Regions from separate parts of the Homo sapiens genome. Here region 2 is linked to region 1. A link is a contact called in ENCODE POLR2A ChIA-PET data. All regions are on one chromosome and are shown on one strand. The core of a region is the stretch at or near the end of the contact, and the rest is flanking DNA. Distances in the headings are between cores, read along the strand shown. Region 1 has its middle 44 kb from the start of ZNF684. Region 2 has its middle 13 kb from the start of CTPS1.

Evidence for each region. ChIA-PET counts read pairs that join two places held with the same protein, here RNA polymerase II (POLR2A).
Region 2: POLR2A ChIA-PET joins it to region 1 with 23 read pairs in OCI-LY7. The contact joins two enhancer-like sites. POLR2A ChIA-PET finds 5 or more read pairs at or near these places in 2 of 52 experiments (AG04450 and OCI-LY7).

What each region holds. Positions count from the first base shown.
Region 1 is chr1:40,572,214-40,579,054 of GRCh38, reverse strand. No RefSeq gene overlaps it. Among named protein-coding and RNA genes, the nearest start is that of ZNF684, 44 kb to the right of the region's middle. Within about 2 kb of position 4,099, at least 2 of the 41 ENCODE cell types and tissues checked have a DNase peak (open chromatin) inside an H3K27ac peak, as active enhancers do.
Region 2 is chr1:40,963,574-40,969,690 of GRCh38, reverse strand. No RefSeq gene overlaps it. Among named protein-coding and RNA genes, the nearest start is that of CTPS1, 13 kb to the left of the region's middle. Within about 2 kb of position 1,835, at least 9 of the 41 ENCODE cell types and tissues checked have a DNase peak (open chromatin) inside an H3K27ac peak, as active enhancers do.

The DNA.
Region 1 (6,841 bases), core at 2,850-5,349:
ATGTTGGTTTGCTGCACCCATCAACTTGTCATTTACATTAAGTATTTCTCCTAATGCTATCCCTTCCCCAGCCCCCACCCCCAAACAGGCCCTGGTGTGTGATGTTTCCCGCCCTGTGTCCAAGTGATCTCATTGTTCAATTCCCACCTATGAGTGAGAACATGCAGTGTTTGGTTTTCTATCCTTGTGATAGTTTGCTGAGAATGATGGTTTCTAGCTTCATCCATGTCCCTGCAAAGGACATGAACTCATCCTTTTTTATGACTGCACAGTATTCCATGGTGTATATGTGCCACATTTTCTTAATCCAGTCTATCATCCATGGACATTTGAGTTGGTTCCAAGTCTTTGCTATTGTGAATAGTACCACAATAAACATACGTGTGCATGTGTCTTTATAGTAGCATTATTTATAATCCTTTGGGTATATACCCAGAAATGGGATCGTTGAGTCAAATGGTATTTCTGGTTCTAGATCTTTGAGGAATCACCACACTGTCTTCCACAATGGTTGAACTAGTTTACACTCCCACCAACGGTGTAAAAGCATTCCTATTTCTCCACATCCTCCCCAGCATCTGTTGTTTCCTGACTTTTTAATGGATCACCATTCTAACTGGCATGAGATGGTATCTCATTGTGATTTTGATTTGCATTTCTCTGATGACCAGTGATGATGAGCATTTTTTCATGTGTCTGTTGGCTGCATAAATGTCTTCTTTTGAGAAGTGTCTGTTCATATCCTTTGCCCACTTTTTGCTGGGGTTGTTTTTTTCTTGTAAATTTGTTTAAGTTCTTTGTAGATTCTGGATATTAACCCTTTGTCAGATGGGTAGATTGCAAAAATTTTCTCCCATTCTGTAGGTTGCCTGTTCACTCTGATGGTAGTTTCTTTTGCTGTGCAGAAGCTCTTTAGTTTAATTAGATCCCACTTGTCTATTTTGGCTTTTGTTGCCATTGCTTTTGGTGTTTTAGTCATGAAGTCTTTGCCCATGCCTATGTCCTGAATGGTATTGCCTAGGTTTTCTTCTAGGGTTTTTATGGTTTTAGGTGTTACATTTAAGTCTTTAATCCATCTTGAATTAATTTTTGTATGAAGTGTAAGGAAGGGATCCAGTTTCGTCTTTCTACATATGGCTAGCCAGGTTTCCAAGCACCATTTATTAAATAGGGAATCCTTTCCCTATTTCTTGTTTTTGTCAGGTTTGTCAAAGATCAGATGGTTGTAGATGTGTGGTGTTATTTTTGAGGCCTCTGTTCTGTTCTATTGGTCTATATATCTGTTTTGGTACCAGTACCATGCTGTTTTGGTTACTGTAGCCTTGTCGTATAGTTTGAAGTCAGGTAGCGTGATGCTTCCAGGTTTGTTCTTTTTGCTTAGGATTGTCTTGGCTATGCAGGCTCTTTTTTTAGTTCCATATGAACTTTAAAGTAGTTTTTTCCAATTCTGTGAGGAAAGTGATTGGTAGCTTGATGGGGATGGCATTGAATCTATAAATTACCTTGGACAGTATGGCCATTTTCACAATATTGATTCTTCCTATCCATGAGCATGGAATGTTCTTCCATTTGTTTGTGTCCTCTTTTATTTCACTGAGCAGTGGTTTGTAGTTCTCCTTGAAGAGGTCCTTCACATCCCTTGTAAGTTGGATTCCTAGGTATTTTATTCTCTTTGTAGCAATTGTAAATGGGTAAACTCCCCCAAATTCTTAACGGGGCCCTTGAGCCCCTATGCTCGGGCCATTCCCACACTATGGAGTGTACTTTCATTTTCAATAAATTTCTGCTTCTGTTGCTTCATTCTTACCTTGCTTTGTTTGTGTGTTTTGCGCAATTCTTTGCTCAAGACACCAAGAACTTGGACACCCTCTGCCAGTAACAATATAAATGGAATCACACATTATGTGTGTGAGATGAGTTTGGAGATTGGGTTCTTTCACTTAGTATTTTAGATTTATCCATGTTGTTGCATTTATTAATAATTAAGTCCTTTTCACTGCTGGGTAGTAACTTTAATGGATATACCACAATTTTTTTATTCATTCACTCACTGAAGGACATTTGAGTTGGTTCCAGCATTGGATGATTATGAATAATGCTGCTAGAAACATTTGTATACAGGTTTTTGTTGGATATAAGTTCTTATTTTTATTTTTATTTTATTTTACTGTAAGTTCTGGGATACATGTGCAGAATATGCAGGTTTGTTACATAGGTATACATGTGCCACGGTGGTTTGCTGCACCTATCAACCCATCACCTAGGTTTTAAGCCCCGTATGCTTTAGGTATTTGTCTTAATGCTCTCTCTCCCCTTGCCCCCACCCCTTGACAGTCCCCAGTGATGTGTGCCCCTGTGTCCATGTGTTCTCATTTTCCATTCCCTAGAATGAATACCTAGAAGTGAGATTGCTGGGTAACATGATATATGTTCAACTTTTTAAGAAAGTGCCAAACTGTTTTCCAGAGTGGCTGTGACATTTTGCATTCCCACCAGCAATGTATGAGAATTCCTGTTGCTTTGAACCCTTGCTAACACTTGGTATTGTCAGTATTTTCAAATTTTAGCTAATCTCAAAAGGGCACATGGTAGGAGGCTTCTGACATGGCTCCCATGGTATTCATGCCTCCAGGTAATTGTACCCTTGGATAATTTCCTCGTCTTGAGTTTGGGCCGAACCTAATACCTTGGTTCTAATGAATAGAAGAAGAAATACTAACAATATTAATTTCCCTTTCACTTTCTTAAATGGAAATTAATATGGCAACAGTGATGAGGTGTTGCTTCTGGGATCACATTACAAAAGACTGTGGCTTCTGTCTTGCTGGACTTCTCTTGCTGGCTCCTCTTGCGTGCTTGATCTGATGGGAAGGGTCAACCCTGGCAAGGGACTGAAGGCCATCTCCAACCAACAGTGGAGGAACTCCACTGTTCCTTAGCGAGGAACTGAGGCCCTCAGTCCAACAGCCCTCAAGTAACTGAATCCTGTGAATAATCATGCTTGGAAGAAGATCCTTTCCCTCCAGCCTCCCAGCCTTCATTGGCGTTCACAGCCCCAACCAATAACTTGATTGGAGCCTTGTGAGGGACTCTAAGGCAGAGAACCCAATTAAGCTGTTCCTGGATCCTTGACCCACAGAAACTGAGATAAACATCATGTTGTTTTAGCCACTAAGTTTTGGGGTAATTTGTTACACAGCAATAAATATCAAGCAGACGTGTAATAATGTTTCATTTTGTTTTAAATTTGCATTTCTCTAATAACTAATGATGTTGAGCATCTTTTGAGATGTTTATTTGCTATCTGTATATATTCTCTGGTGAACATCCATTCATATTGTTTCTTTCTTTTAAAAATTGGATCATGTGTTTCCTTATTGTCAAGTTTTGCAAGGTTATTTATTTATTTTTCAGAGAACAGGTTCTGGCACTGTCTTCCAAGCTGGAGTGCAGTGGCATGATCATAGCTCACTGCAGCCTGAAACTCCTGGTCTCAAGCAATCCTCTCCCTGCATTCTCCTAAGGCACTGGGATTATAGTCATGAGTCACTAAGCCCAGCCTGACAGGGTTTTTAAACAGATATATTCTAAATATATGGTATATTAATCTGTTCTTGTACTGCTATAAAGAAATACCATAAACTGGGTAATTTATAAAGAAAGGGAGGCTGAGGCAGGTGGATCACAAGGTTAGGAGTTCAAGACCAACCTGACCAACATGGTGAAACCCCGTCTCTACTAAAAATACAAAAATTAGCCAGGCGTGGTGGTATGCGCCTGTAATCCCAGCTACTCAGGAGGCTGAGGCAGGAGAATCGCTTGAACCTGGGATGTGGAGGTTTCAGTGAGCCGAGATCACGCCACTGCACTCCAGCCTGAGCAAGAGTGAGATTCCATCTCAAAAAAAAAAAAAAAAAAGGAAAAAAGAAAAGAGGTTTAATTGGCTCAGGTTCCACAGGCTGTACAGGAAGCATGACTCTGGAGGCCTCAGGAAATTTACAATCATAGCAGAAGGCAAAGGGGAAGCAGGCACCTCTTGTGAGCAGGAGGAAGAGAGTGAAAGGGGAGGTACTATACACTTTTCAACAACCAGATCTTGTGATAATTCACTCACTATCATGAGAACAGCAAGGGGAAATCTGCCCCTATGATCCAATCACCTCCCACCAGGCCCCTCCTCTAACACTGGGGATTACAATTTGACATGAGATTTGGGCGGAGACAGAAATCCAAACCATATCATATGGCTTTGTATGATGTGTCATACAACTGTTTTCCTCTCAATTGTCTTTTTATTCTCTTAACAATGTCCTTCACTGATAAAATGCTTTAAATTTTGATGAAATCCAATTTATCAATTTTTTGTTTCATGGATTGTGCTTTTGATATTATATGTTACAGCTCTTTGGCACACACTTGTAGTCCCAGCTTCTCAGGAGGCTGAGATGGGAGGATTGCTTGAACCCAGGAGTTTGAAGGGAGCTTGGGCAACATAGTGAGATGCTCTCAAAAAAAAAAAATATTTGCTTAATTAAAGCTTATAAAGATTTTCTCCTATTTTTTTTCTAAGAGTTTTATAATAATTTTATGTTTTACATTCAGGTCTCTGATTTTTTTTTTTTTTTTTTTTTTTTTTTTTTTTTTTTTTGAGCTGGAGTCTCGTTCTGTCACCCAGCCTGGAGTGCAGTGGCACGATCTTGGCTCACTGCAACCTCCGCCTCTGGGGTTCAAGTGATTCTCTTGCCTCAGCCTCCCTAGTAGCTGGGATTACAGGCATGTGTCACCACACCTGGCTAATTGTTGTATTTTTAGTAGAGACGGGGTTTCACCATGTTGGCCAGGCTGGTCTGGAACTCCTGACCTCAGGTGATCTGCCCACCTCCGCCTCCCAAAGTGCTGGGATTACAGGCATGAGCCCCCACACTGGGCCTCTGGTCTTTTTTTTTTTTTTTAATTGCTGTATTAGAATGTAATTCACATGCCATGCAAGTCACTCATTTAAAATGTAAAGTAAATTTTTTTGGTTTTTGGTTTTTTTTTGAGATGGAGTCTCGCTCTGTTGCCCAGGCTGGAGTGCAGTGGTGAGATCTTGGCTCATTGCAACCCCCGCCTCTCGGGTTCAAGCAATTCTCCTGTCTCAGCCTCCCAAGTAACTGGGATTATAGGCGCCCACCACCACACCAGGCTAATTTTTATATTTTTAGTAGAGACAGGGTTTCACCATGTTGGTCAGGCTAGTCTTGAATTCCTGACCTCAGGTGATCCACCCACCTTGACCTCCCAAAGTGCTGGGATTACAGGCGTGAGCCACCACACCCAGCCTCAATGTTTTTTAGTATATTCACAGGATCGTATAACCATCACTACAAACTAATTTTAGAACATTATCATTCACCCCAAAAGAAACTTCATACCCATTACCAATCAATCCTCTTCCCTACTTCCCACCCTTAGTCCTAAACCACTAACCACTAACCCACCCTGTCTCCGTAAATTTGCCTATTCTGGGCATTTTATGTAAATGGAAGTATACAATATGTGTTCTTCTGTGACTTCTTTCACTTTGCATGTTTTCAAGATTCATCCATGTTGTAGCAGATATCAGTACTTGATTTCTTTTTATAGCTTCATAATATTCCATTGTGTGTATATACCATGTTTTATTGATCCACTCATCAGTTGACGAACATTTCGGTTGTTTCAACTTTTTAGCTGATATGAACACTGCTGCTATGAACATTTGTGTACAGGTTTTTGTGTGGGTGTACGTTTGCATTTCTCTTGAGTATGCTTAGGAGTGGAGTTGCTGGGCCATTTGGAAACTTTCCGTGTAACTTTTTGAGGATGTGTTAAATCGCATAGTTTTGTTATGATCCATTTTGAGTTAATGTTTATATAAGTGTACATTACATTGATTTTCTTTCTTTTATTCTTTTTCTTTTTCTTTTTCTTTCTTTCTTTTTTTTTTTTTTTTTGAGACAAAGTCTTGCTCTGTCGCCCAGGCTGGTATCCAGTGGCTTGATCTCAACTCACTGCAACTTCCATCTCCCAGGTTCCAGCTGAAGGGGTGGGTTGCCCCTCCACACCTGTGGGTGTTTCTCGTTAGGTGGAACGAGAGACTTGGAAAAGAAAAAGACACAGAGACAAAGCATAGAGAAAGAAATAAGGGGGCCCAGGGGACCAGCGTTCAGCATATGGAGGATCCTGCCAGCCTCTGAGTTCCCTTAGTATTTATTGATCATTCTTGGGTGTTTCTCGGAGAGGGGGATGTGGCAGGGTCATAGGATAATAGTGGAGAGAAGGTCAGCAGATAAACATGTGAACAAAGGTCTCTGCATCATAGACAAGGTAAAGAATTAAGTGCTGTGCTTTAGATATGCATACACATAAACATCTCAATGCCTTAAAGAGCAGTATTGCTGCCCGCATGTCCCACCTCCAGCCCTAAGGCGGTTTTCCCCTATCTCAGTAGATGGAACATACAATCGGGTTTTATACCGTGACATTCCATTGCCCAGGGACGGGCAGGAGACAGATGCCTTCCTCTTGTCTCAATTGCAAAGAGGCGTTCCTTCCTCTTATACTAATCCTCCTCAACACAGACCCTTTACGGGGGTGCGGGCTAGGGGACGGTCAGGTCTTTCCCTTCCCACGAGGCCATATTTCAGACTATCACATGGGGAGAAACCTTGGACAATACCTGGCTTTCCTAGGCAGAGGTTCCTGCGGCCTTCCGCAGTGTTTGTGCCCCTGGGTACTTGAGATTAGGGAGTGGTGATGACTCTTAATGAGCATGTTGCCTTCAAGCTTCTGTTTAACAAAGCACATCTTGCACAGCCCT
Region 2 (6,117 bases), core at 586-3,085, 390 kb before region 1:
TCAAACATACAATCAACATAAAAACTGCACTCATTATGCAAACAGAGCTTCAAGCTTCCACCACCCGCTTCCAACCAGACTGTGGTTGGAAAATCTTCAGAAAGATTTTCATCCAGCAAGCCCTTAATGGAGCCATAATATGTGCATAAAACTCAATAGTTATAATTTCAAAATCTAGGGCCAGCCACAATACATTTTTAAAACTCAATAGTTATAATTCTGGGTCTCCAGATATCTGTATCCAAGATCTATCTAAGAGATATTGCTGCCTCCAAGAGCAACAACTCATGCCCCTGTCATGAGTACGATGATCATGTGAAAAACACCTTTTAAATCTGTGAGAAAATATGGACTCATAGGGTATCCAACAACTCCCACGTTTATATAATTAGCACCTTGATTCCTGTTGTACATAATGAGAGGGTTTTTTTTGTTTGTTTGGTTTGGTTTTTGTTTGTTTGTTTGGTTGGTTGGTTTTGAGACGGAGTCTTGCTCTGTCGCCCAGCCTGGAGAGCAGTGGCTCGATCTTGGCTCACTGCAACCTCCGCCTCCCGGGTTCACGCCATTCTCCTGCCTCAGCCTCCCGAGTAGCTGGGACTACAGGCGCCCGCCACCATGCCTGGCTAATTTTTTGTATTTTTAGTAGAGACGGTGTTTCACCGTGTTAGCCAGGATGGTCTCAATCTCCTGACCTCGTGATCCGCCCGCCTCAGCCTCCCAAAGTGCTGGGATTACAGGCGTGAGCCACTGTGCCCAGCCCATAATGAGAGTTTTTTAAATGACCCAACCTTTTAAAATAATTGCATTCAATATATATTTAATCTGAACTCAAGAGGATATGAAAAAAACCCCACCCATCTGTTTGGAGATTTAAAGACCTGGAAAGACTGACAAGCATGATGTGATGGAGATGATGTGTTCTGGAGAAAGAGGTTTAGGAATGGTTTATGCTGTAGTTTTGCCGTTTAAAAAATTTTATATTTTGTAAACTTTTTTTGAAGTATAACAGAAATACAAAAAGTGTAAAATCATAAGTGTACAACATGATGAATCTTTATGTATTTAGCCACACTCATGGAACCAGTACCCAGGCCAAGAAACAGAACATTGCCCACACCCAGATGCTCCTACTAGTTCCCCTTCCAATTACCACTTCCCCAAGCATAAACACTACCTTGACCTTGAATACCATAGATTAGTTTTCTCAAGGCTCTTTTTACAGCTAAACTTAGAATAGTATGGTCATCTATTAAAGTTCTGAGAATCTTTTTTGGGGGGGTGATGGGGGATGGAGTCTCGCTCTGTCGCCCAGGCTGGAGTGCAGTGGCACAATCCTGGCTCACTGCAACCTTCGCCTCCCGGGTTCAAGTGATTCTGCCTCAGCCTCTCGAGTAGCCGGAACTACAGGCGCATACCACCACGCCTGGCTAATTTTTGTATTTTTAGTAGAGACGGGGTTTCACTATATTGGCCAGGCTCCTGACCTTGTGATCCGCATGCCTCTGCCTCTGTCTCCCAAAGTGCTGGGATTACAGGTGTGAGTCACTGCGCCCAGCTGAGAATCATTTAAGAATAGTAAAATTCACAACATTTTACTTGGCTCCTTTAAGTTGTACATGTTTCCTCTCTCCCTCCTGCATGCCAGATCCTCTTCCTTTTTAGGTAAACATTATCTTCCTCTGATTCTCATTATGCAAACAAAGCAAAGGAGTCTGCAGAACGGGTATCTTTTTCGTTGATTCATTTACCAAATATTTATTGGCATTGCTCATATTCCAGGCATTGTTGCAGACACCAGGGTTACAAAGACAATTACAGTACTGAGAAAGGAGCAGTACAGTAGTGGAGGAAAGTGGTGGGGTGCTTTAGGACTCATAGAAAGGGCACCTAACACACCCACAGCACCAGAAAAAGCTTCCCAGAGAACTGTCTCTAAGGATCGGCAGGCATCAATATAGGGAAGAAGGGAGGCCAGGCTGGCAGGGTAGGGGTTTGGGGGGTACAATAGAGGGAGGGGTGATCATGTGCTGAGTCACAGAGGCAGGAGGCTCAGTCTGTTTAGGAAACTGCAAACAGACTGGGCCTGGTGACTCTCACTTGTAATCCGAGTACTTTGGGAGGCTGAGGTAAGAGGATCACTTGAGGCCTGGAATTCAAGACTAGCCTGGGCAACATAGCAAGACTCTGTCTCTGCAAAAACACTAAAAATTAGCCAGGCATGGTGGTGCATGCCTGTAGTCCTGTAGTCTCGGGTACTTGGGAAGCTGAGGCAGAAGGATGGCTTGAGCCCAAGAGTTTGTAGTTACAGTGAGCTGTGATGGCACCACAGCACTACAGGCTGGGCAACAGAGCAAGGCTCTGAAAAAGAGCAACTCTAAAGAAATTTAAATTTTTTCTTTTTTTGAGACAAAGTTTCGCTCTTGTTGCCCAGGCTGGAGTGCAATGGCATGATCTCGGCTCACCACAACCTCTGCCTCCCAGGTTCAAGCGATTCTCCTGCCTCAGCCTCCCAAGTAGCTGGGATTACAGGCATGCGCCATCATGCCCAGCTAATTTTGTATTTTTAGTAGAGACAGGGTTTCTCCATGTTGGTCAGGGTGGTCTCGAACTCCTGACCTCAAGTGATTTGCCCGCCTCGGCCTCCCAAAGTGCTGGGATTACACGCGTGAGCCACCACGCCTGCCTTAAATTTTTTTTTTAATTTAAAAAGTTAAAAGAAAACCAACAACAGCAAACAGCCTATTGCATACGAAGGAAGACAGAGTGTTGAGAAGACTTCTGGGTTAAGATGGTAGACTGAACAAACATTGAATTTCCCTCCCCTCTGAAACCTCACTAAAACTATAGCAACGTTTGAAAAAAACATAGATCTCTAAAGGCAGGGAGAACAGGAAAGGTGACAGGAGTAAAACTTCTGGAAGCAAGAAATTAGATGAATGAATGAAGACTGAGTAGACTAAATAAATAAATAGCCAAAACCCCAGCCAGCAGTGGAGAAAACTGAGGATCACTTTGATTTACACGGCTGGGATGAAGGATTGATAACAGGAATTAGACTTTGCGCAGCTGAGGAGATTATGGTCTGGAGTGGGGAAATAGGGGATCAAAGATGGGGTGAGTCACAATCCTGAAGAACTATCATGGTGGATACATTGGAGCGTGCTGGGAAATCTAAGAAGCCAGGTACGTTCAGCCACTGAAAGGGGGAGCTTGTGGAGAGGTCTTTGGGAAACTGTAGCCCCTATGTAGCTACCTCTTGAGTGAGTCCAAGCCTCTGGTGGCAGGCCTGGGGCCACTGTGGTCAGCAGGCCCAGAATTGGGAAAGAGGTGCTGAATGTGGGGCAGAGGAAAGTAAGGACAAGCTGGAGCCCACCAAACACCTCTGCATCTGTCTGTCACCAAATCTCCCCTTCAGGAAACAATGGCCGTTCCTTCACTTCCACCTCCCCATTCTCATCCCAGTTCCTCTGTGGGCCAGATCCCACTACATAGGGAGGGAGCTTCTGACAAATATAGTTCCTGCTTAACCAAGTGGAAAATAAAACTTGGACCAACACAAGCAACAAGACAGAAGCAGCTCAGGCCCTGCCACCAAGGAGCAACCATACCAGACCCAGACTCTGCTCACGCGTGGACACTTGGGCAAGAGAGAAATAATTTCTACCTTGCTTAAGCTACTGCAAGTCTGGGTCTCTGTTTTTTCGGCTGAATGCATATCCCAACTAAAACACCATCCACGTTTCCACTTGTAACTGTCATGTTAAATTTCCAATCCTTCCAGGTTGTAGATCTGCTACTTGCCTTTCTTTCTCTGGCAGCTTCTGGGCTTCCCATTCTGGTTGGCAGAGTCCCGCACCCACAGCCAGTGATAGACCAAGCCTTGCTACTGCTCACTCTCAGGGGCTGCCGCAGCCCTCACCTAGGTCTTTCTTCCAGGCAGAAGAGAAACTGCCGCCCCTTGTGCCTTCCCTCAGGGCGCTGTCCTCATCCGCGTGGTCAAGGCTGGGTTCCTGCCATGTCTGCGTTTACATCTCCGCAGGAATGAGGAGAGAAAGGAAGCAGAGGAAGGACAATTTCCTCTGAAGCAAGTAACGGAGAAGTTTTCCACTCCCCTTCTGTCACATTTAGGCAGAGGGCCACATCTTAGCCGCAGGGAGGCCATGAAATGTAGTCCCTAGCAGGGCGATCACCTCCCGAGGTCGAGTCTATCGGTGTGGGAGGAATGGAGAATAGATTTGCTGAGACAGGTAGAAGTCCACTGCAGCCTGACCCCACCTCAGGCCTAGAGGACAATCACTCTTTTCTGCTTGCCACAGCCCACTTCTGATAACAGTCCCTCCCCATCCCAGATTCCATTTAGGGTCTAGCCAGAGATTTCTCTCCCAAAACATAAGTTAAATTAGCTGGTGTGGCGGAGGCTGTCATCTCCTTGCCCATGTCCTCAGTCCTCCAGGGCACATCACCCTGTCCAATTCCATTCCTGAAATCTTCACCTCTGGCTTTCTGTGGCTGCCAGAGCCTGCTGTTCCCACAGGACAGGCCTGATGAGCTAGGGAATTAACATCCCTCCCTGAGCCCAATTCACTTCTGTTCATCTCCACCAACCCAAATGCAGGCCCACCTGTTCCAGACTCTGTGCCAGGCACCCAGGAGACAGATTAAGCCTCAGCTCCCTTGAGCACATGCCGTATGCCAGATGCAGTCCTGGATGCTTTACCTATGCCCATCGTTTAATTCTCCTGACAGCCCTTTAAGGTTGTTTCTCTCCTCTCCATTTCATGGATGAGGAAACTGAGGCTTAGGAAGGATAAACACCTTCCCAAATCCCCAGCTTATAATCAGCAGAGATGGGGTTTGAACCTCCATCTATCTGTCTGTCTCCAAAACTGCTGCTGTTTTCAGCTGTCTAATGACAGATGCTACCTGACCCCAGAGCCTCTAGTCTGGGAACTGGGAAATAACAATACATGTCAAATGCAACAATAAAAGTACTTAAAACTAGATAGATGATGGTTTCTTTTGCCTTCTGCTGGGCGGATGCATTCTAGTGATGAGCTACAGAGACACGCCCTCATCCCGGGACTACTTAACAGTTGTATTGTGACCTGAGAGGGAAATAAAATTCTGTTATGTTTTTTGTTTTTTGAGACGGAGTCTCACTCTGTCACCCAGGCTGGAGTGCAGTGGCACGATCTTGCCTCACTGCAACCTCCACTTCCTGGGTTCAAGCGATTCTCCTGCCTCAGCCTCCAGAGTAGCTAGGGTTACAGGCGTGCACCATCACGCCCAGCTAAATTTTTTTTTTTTTTTTTTTTTTGAGACAGAGTTTCGCTGTTGTTGTCCAGGTTGGAGTGCAGTGGCGCAATCTCAGCACACTGCAACCTCCGCCTCCCAGGTTCAAGTGATTCTTCTGCCTCAGCCTCCCGAGTAGGTGGGATTACAGGTGCCTGCCATGCCCCACTAATTTTTTCTATTTTTAGTAGAGACAGGGTTTCATCATGTTGGCCAGGCTGGTCTCAAACTCCTGACCTCGGGTGATCTGCCCGCCTCAGCCTCCCAAAGTGCAGGGATTACAGGCGTGAGACACCATGCCCGGCCGCCCAGCTACAATTTTTTTTTTCTTTTTTTTTGTATTTTTAGTAGAGACAAGGTTTCACCACGTTGGCCAGGTTGGTCTCGAACTCCTGACCTCAAGTGATCCACCCGCCTTGGCCTCCCAAAGTGCTGGGATTACAGGTGTGAACCACTGCACCTGGCCATAAATTCTGTATTTTTAAGCCACCATTATCTTGAATCTTTTTACAGCAATCAAACTATTTTAACTCAGTGCTTTCCAACATTTTTCACACCATGGGACATGTGGAAAATGGTAGTGTTTATACAGCACATTAGGATAAACTCAAGATTTGGGAATGTCTATAAAAGATTTGGCAAAGGCCGGGCATGGTGGCTCACGCTTGTAATTCCAGCACTTTGGGAGGCTGAGGCGGGCGGATCACAAGGTCAGGAGTTCGAGACCAGCCATGGCCAATATGGTGAAACCCTGTCTCTACTAAAAATACAAAAATTAGCCGGGCATGGTGGTGGGCGTCTGTAGTCCCAGCTCCTCAGGACGCT